2 separate regions of the Homo sapiens genome follow, and region 1 is linked to region 2. Evidence: chromatin loops called from intact Hi-C (ENCODE). Cell type or tissue: K562. All regions are shown on one strand. Links, peaks and the distances in the headings refer to the core of each region. The heading gives the core; the rest is flanking DNA.

Region 1 (2,813 bases), core at 148-2,647, 65 kb before region 2:
GCCATCATGGTGAAACCCCATCTCCACTAAAAATACAAAAACTTAGCTGGGCAAGGTAGTGCATGCCTCTGGTCCCAGCTACTCAGGACGCTGAGGCAGGAGAATCGCTTGAACCTGGGAGGAGGAGGTTGCAGTGAGCCGAGATCATGCCACTGCACTCCAGCCTGGGTGACAGAGCAAGACTCCATCTAAAAAACAAACAAACAAACAAACACACAAACAAAAATTTGCTGATGGATCAGTCTTCCCCATTACAGCACGACCCTCTTGAGAGCAGTGATTGGGTGAGTCTGTAGAGCAGGGGTGCTATGGGCTAGGCTCCGTGATAAGCACTTCCTATGACACCCGTGGGATCTGGGCTATTGGGTCCAAGTGCATCATCTTGCAGCTATGTAAGGTAGGCCCTGCTAGTTACAAGCCAAACTGATATCCTCAGGGTATTCTCTCTTCCTGCCTCAGCCCTAGTTCTATTTGAGTGATCATTCTCTGTGTGCTCAGAGAACATTGTCCCTTCCTTGGGAATCATTCTAACTAATCAAAGCAAAGCTTATCATTCCGTCCCTATTGCCAGCATTTGGTTTAGGCACAGGCATGTGATACAAACCTGGTCAAGGGGATAAAGAGAAGGTCTGCTAAGGGCTGTTAGCCCTTAGCCCTATTTGAAAGGGAAAAGACAAGCATCTTTGCTGTCCTACTGAGGATTAAAAAGCTAATAAAAGCATAGTGCCTAAAATGCACTGGAGGCTGGGCACGGTGGCTCAAACCTGTAATCCCAGCACTCTGAGGTCAGGAGTTCAAGATCAGCCTGGTGAGACCCCATGACTACTAAAAATCCAAAAAAAAAAAAAAAAAAAAAAAAAAAATTAGCCAGGTGTGGTGACAGGCACATGTAATCCCAGCTACTTGGGAGGCTGAGGCAGGAGAATCGCTTGAATCTGGGAGGCAGAGGTTGCAATGAGCCGAGATTGCACCACTACACTCCAGCCTGGGTGACAGAGTAAGGATCCATCTCAAAAAAAAAAAAAAAAAAAAAAGCACTGGTATTGGTAAGTGACCAACAAATCATAAGTTGTTTAAATTTCTCATTGGTTCCCACAACAACCTCTGAATCAGGTACCACCAAAATCCTCATTATACAGACACAGACACCAAGGCTCAGAGCCATACGGTTGAAAACAGTTGAAGCTCATATTCAAAACTATGCTTTGACTCCACACTCAAAATATTAACCACACACCATGTGACTATAATCCCTCCTTCCTGAAAATCCCAGCCACTCATGCAGGACCTGGAATAAATTGGGACTAGGAGGATGTTTGTTCAAATGGACTTAACTCCAGGGCTCAATTACAAGGACTAGGACTCTCAAGAAACCAAGCGTAGCTGCAGGTAGCTGGAATCTACCAACAATGGAAAGAGAGGCACACGGCTGTTCACTTTGTTCTTTGGGTATTCCATTAACCTTGGGACTTCTGCTATTGCTAGATACCTTCTTCCCCATTTAGCTCAACTTTCATTTAAAAGTCAGTTTCAAAAATAAATAAATAAATAAAATCAGCCAACCTCACATGAAGCTAGGAACCCCAGGTTCAACCTCACGGGAAGCTCTTTGTAATGGTTAAGAATCACCTTCAGTGGAAAACCAGCTGTTCCCATTCATGAGCAACAGGGGGCAGCAGAGAGCAACAAACCACTTGGTCCCTACAATATTGAAAAGGGGAAGAGGAGGAAGAAAACCAACCACCTTCATCTTCAGCTCAGAAGCATCCTAGTGTAAAAATGTCTCAAAATGTGTAGGCAAATTCACATTCCCAGGCATCCGACAGAGAAACAAGATAACAGAGACCTGAACTCCGGAATGTTATACTAATCATTTCAGCACCCAGGGGACGAGCCCAGCCAGTCTTGGGGGAACCTTGTCCAATGAGAGATGATCTTGGCTGAGCTGAAAGGGGTAGGCGCTTTTAACCTGAACCAACACACCTTGTTAAACTCTCATTTTGTTTCAGATTTAAATGTGTCCCGGGAACAGCCTTCATCAGTCTGCTAAAGTGTATCTGAAAGACGCCCTATGAGAAATCATTGGTCTATTTTTAAATACCCAGGGCAAAGGGACACCATGCTCCACATTCATTTAAAATCCAGTTTTATTAGACCAATCAACCTCACATGACTCCGTCAAGTAAATAAAATTCCCCTCTCAGGAGGCTTCAAGCCATGACAAACAGTCTTCAAATTGGTGGTACTAGGATTTAGATTTGTGGTTCTGGGTGTTTCCAAATGCAGACTATGTCTTTGATTTTCTCTTCAAATACTTTAAAATTAATAGATTGATATTAAACAGGAAAACAAGCAGCTTTTTCACGTACACACATCAAAGGGCACTGAAAATGTGGCACCAGCCTGTGGAATTGGCCGGTTACCAAAAGTCTGTTTCGAACCCTCAACAACACTTTCCCTAAAAATGTGGCATTCTTTTAATAGTATTTCTCTTGCTTTTCATATTTAATAAATTATTCATTCAGAGAAGAGTACATCTTTTAAAAATATATACCCCTGTTCATAAACGAGTCACTTCCAACTCAGCCCAAGTTGGTGCTATGTGTCATTTGATGTAAAGAATCTTTTTATTTTTCCTTTGCAGTAAATATCCCTATCTTAATTATGCATTCATTGTAAGTTTCTTCAATCAATGTTTGCCTCCCCCTCCAGACTTGAGGCTCCCTGAGGATCACACCTGTTTTGCTGGCAAGAGCACACAGGCCAATGCTTGGTGCATAACAGGAGCTGTGGTCAATCTACCAAGTGGTCCC
Region 2 (2,813 bases), core at 71-2,570:
TGCTCTTCCCCTACCTTTTCCTTTCCCTCCCTCCCTTCCTTCCTCCCTCCCTTTCTTCCTTCCTCCTTTCCTCCCTTCCTTCCTTTCTCCCTTCCTCTTTTTTCCACAAATATTCCAGGGGGTTTTGTTGTACAATAAAGTCAGTCTGAGGTTCAGTGAGTTGTAATTTGTTCAAGGTCACATAGCTGGCAAGGAACCAGGACTCCCCAGGCAGTCTACCTCATTTTATGTGGCACCACCCTGCCTTCTGAAGGGCAGGTGGCATTGGACAAGGCCAGATTCCAGCCTTGAGCACTTGATCTGAGGCGCCTGTTCATTTTCCCATCCTGTGATGTGACTGTGTTTGCACTTATACCATGGATCCTCTTATAAGAAATGCTGTAAGCTTTCCAAAACAGGGGGCCATGTGATGTGCATTCCTTTGTACTAGATGTACGTGTATTTCCTAGCGCCCATCAAGGAGCAGATTCCTTAAGGGTTCCTCTTGCAATCCTATCGGGCTGCGGTTTCTTTCAACCTCAGAATAAAAGAAAGGGAACTTCTGCCTATAACTATATTACTTTTTAAAGCACGCAATATTTAATCATCATTTGAAAAAGTAAGTTTGCAAAATCCAGAAAGATATCTTTATCATTGGTCCCAGCGATTTTGCAATTTGGGTTGATTTTTACCATATGTTTCCTTAGGATTCTCTTTGATAATAATATATTTGTATGTAAGCAATTTTTTTTTCTTTATACTAGTCTCATCCTTCAGTGATAGCAAAATGAAACCATAAATCTGGGTTGGTAACATCATAATCATTTCCCCCAGAAACTGTTCACAATGGGAAAACCGCCGAATTTAAATGTAATTGTCTAGCCATGCAGGGAGATGAGATGGGTTGTAAAAGAGGTATTCTCAATTTAAAAGCAAATTATCAATAATGATAGAAGAAATAAATGGCAGTTAACGGGAAATTCTGTTGGAATATACTGTTTTGTGCAAATTCACCAACAGGAATTGTTTGTCTATTCTCCTTCATTTTTTATTCCAGAAAGGAACAAATGAATGCAATCATTCAAGGCAGTAACATCAGCTGTTGTTACATTAAAATGGGTAATTGCTGGGCCCTTTGATTATTTTTAATACATATATATATTTACCATTGGAAATAAAACATATTCATCTATCTGAAAATCAAGTTCAGCTTGAGTCTGCTCTGATTTATTTATTGTAGAGTAGAAATAGGCTTAGATAGATTAGTGATGAGTGTCAGGCATGACTCACTGGTACCTGTATTGCTACATGGCTTAAGAATATGAGTGTGAGAGGCATCCATTACAATTTAAAACAAAATTAGAGTAAAGATCAATATGGCATGCCATTATGCTATTCATTTGGAAAGTATTAGTTTCTTTCTCACAATGACCTTTCGCATTCCAAGTAGAGTTTTTCCTGTCATTTCTCCATGTTGAGCCACTGGAAGATAAATGAGAGGTGCTGAAGTTGACAGCTCCCAGGACAACCTAGGGCCAAGAATCGCCCTGCTATGGTTAGAAAGAACCTGGAGACTTTGGCTCCTCCTACTGGACATGAAAAATACTTTCCAATTTGTGATCTAAGCAAATGTCAAAAATGGTACCTTTCATAAAGCTGGTTTAAAAAGAACAAGGACTTTGTAGCCTTGTGCTTGGCTGAGAGCTCTCTAAAGTGTAAATTTCATCATCTTACTTTAAAACTTAGGATCTTCCTATAGCTCTTCATTATTCCCCAGGATAAGGTCTAAAGTTGTCCATGTGGTTTACCAGCTCCTGGCTCTTTTTAAGTTCACTCTGTGACCCAGGAGGGCTTTTCTCTTGTTGTATCCAATCTTTTGTATATGTTGTTCCTCCAACCAGGAATACCCTTACATACTCTCTTTTCCTGGATAGCTTCTGTTTAGTTTTTAGATCTCCATTTCAATATCACTTTCTCCCTGCCAATCCCTCAACTCCCTACCCAGCCCCCCATAGGCACAGATAAGGTGTTCTTGCGAACTCCTCTAACACCTCCATTTACCTTTACCCTGTCATTTGTCTCAGCTTACTGTAAATGTTGTTCTCTTCTATTAAACTAAAAGGTCTTTACATCAAAGATTTGTTCCCTGATGCACAGCACCAGCCACATAATAAGCTCAATAAATGATAGGTGAACCTTCCTTCTTTCCTGCAGTAGATTGCTGTCTAAATGGGCTAACCACTTTGGAATGAAATGAGAAGTCAACCTGCTCATCCATTTATGTAGTCCTTTGTTCTTTCAGTCATCAAACATGCATCCTTCTTGAGGCTAGTCCCCCATGTAAACCATTTAGTATATAAACTAGACTCAATTTCTGCACTCGAGAAGCGTACAGTCCAATAGCATATGCAGACACATAAATGAGTGATTGCAACTGTCTTGAAACATTTGGCCAATACGGAGCAGGAGCCTATAGCCAGATATGGCAGAAGGGCAGAAGGTCAGGCAAAGCATTCTAGAGAAGATCGTGTCTAAATAGAGAAGATAAATAGGAATTCCACAGAGAGTTGGGTGATGGATATTCCCGAAGGAGAATACAGCTTATGAAAGTGCCTGAAGCAAAACAGCATAGCTCCTTCTAGGAACAGCAAATCTGTTCAATATAAATAGAGTCCTGTTGAAGTTAAGGGGCTGGACAATGGTGAAAGAGCCAAGAGAGTAGAAGCTGGAACTAAAGATATGGGCTAGGGAAGGCCCAAGGCAGGCTCTGAAATGATTTGTAAGGCGTATTTGCTTTACCACAGGCAGTGGAGAGTGACTGGTTAGCTTTTCAA

Evidence for each region. Hi-C counts contacts between places; a loop is a spot of excess contacts. Peaks named below come from ENCODE experiments on the same cell type or tissue, not always from the same donor. Only the 100,000 strongest peaks of a DNase experiment are listed, where the experiment ranks them.
Region 1: it touches region 2 in a loop (14-fold over the local background); 3 of 110 quality-filtered maps call a loop at or near these places.

The regions. Positions count from the first base shown.
Region 1 is chr16:6,080,398-6,083,210 of GRCh38, reverse strand. The region is part of intron 1 of RBFOX1 (RNA binding fox-1 homolog 1); the gene reads right to left. Among named protein-coding and RNA genes, the nearest start is that of RBFOX1, 63 kb to the right of the region's middle. In K562, for the core only: a CTCF peak has its summit at 1,666 (motif pointing right); a DNase peak (open chromatin) is centred at 1,660.
Region 2 is chr16:6,015,438-6,018,250 of GRCh38, reverse strand. It overlaps a transcript of RBFOX1 not described here. Among named protein-coding and RNA genes, the nearest start is that of RBFOX1, 2.2 kb to the left of the region's middle. In K562, for the core only: a CTCF peak has its summit at 1,566 (motif pointing left); a DNase peak (open chromatin) is centred at 1,520.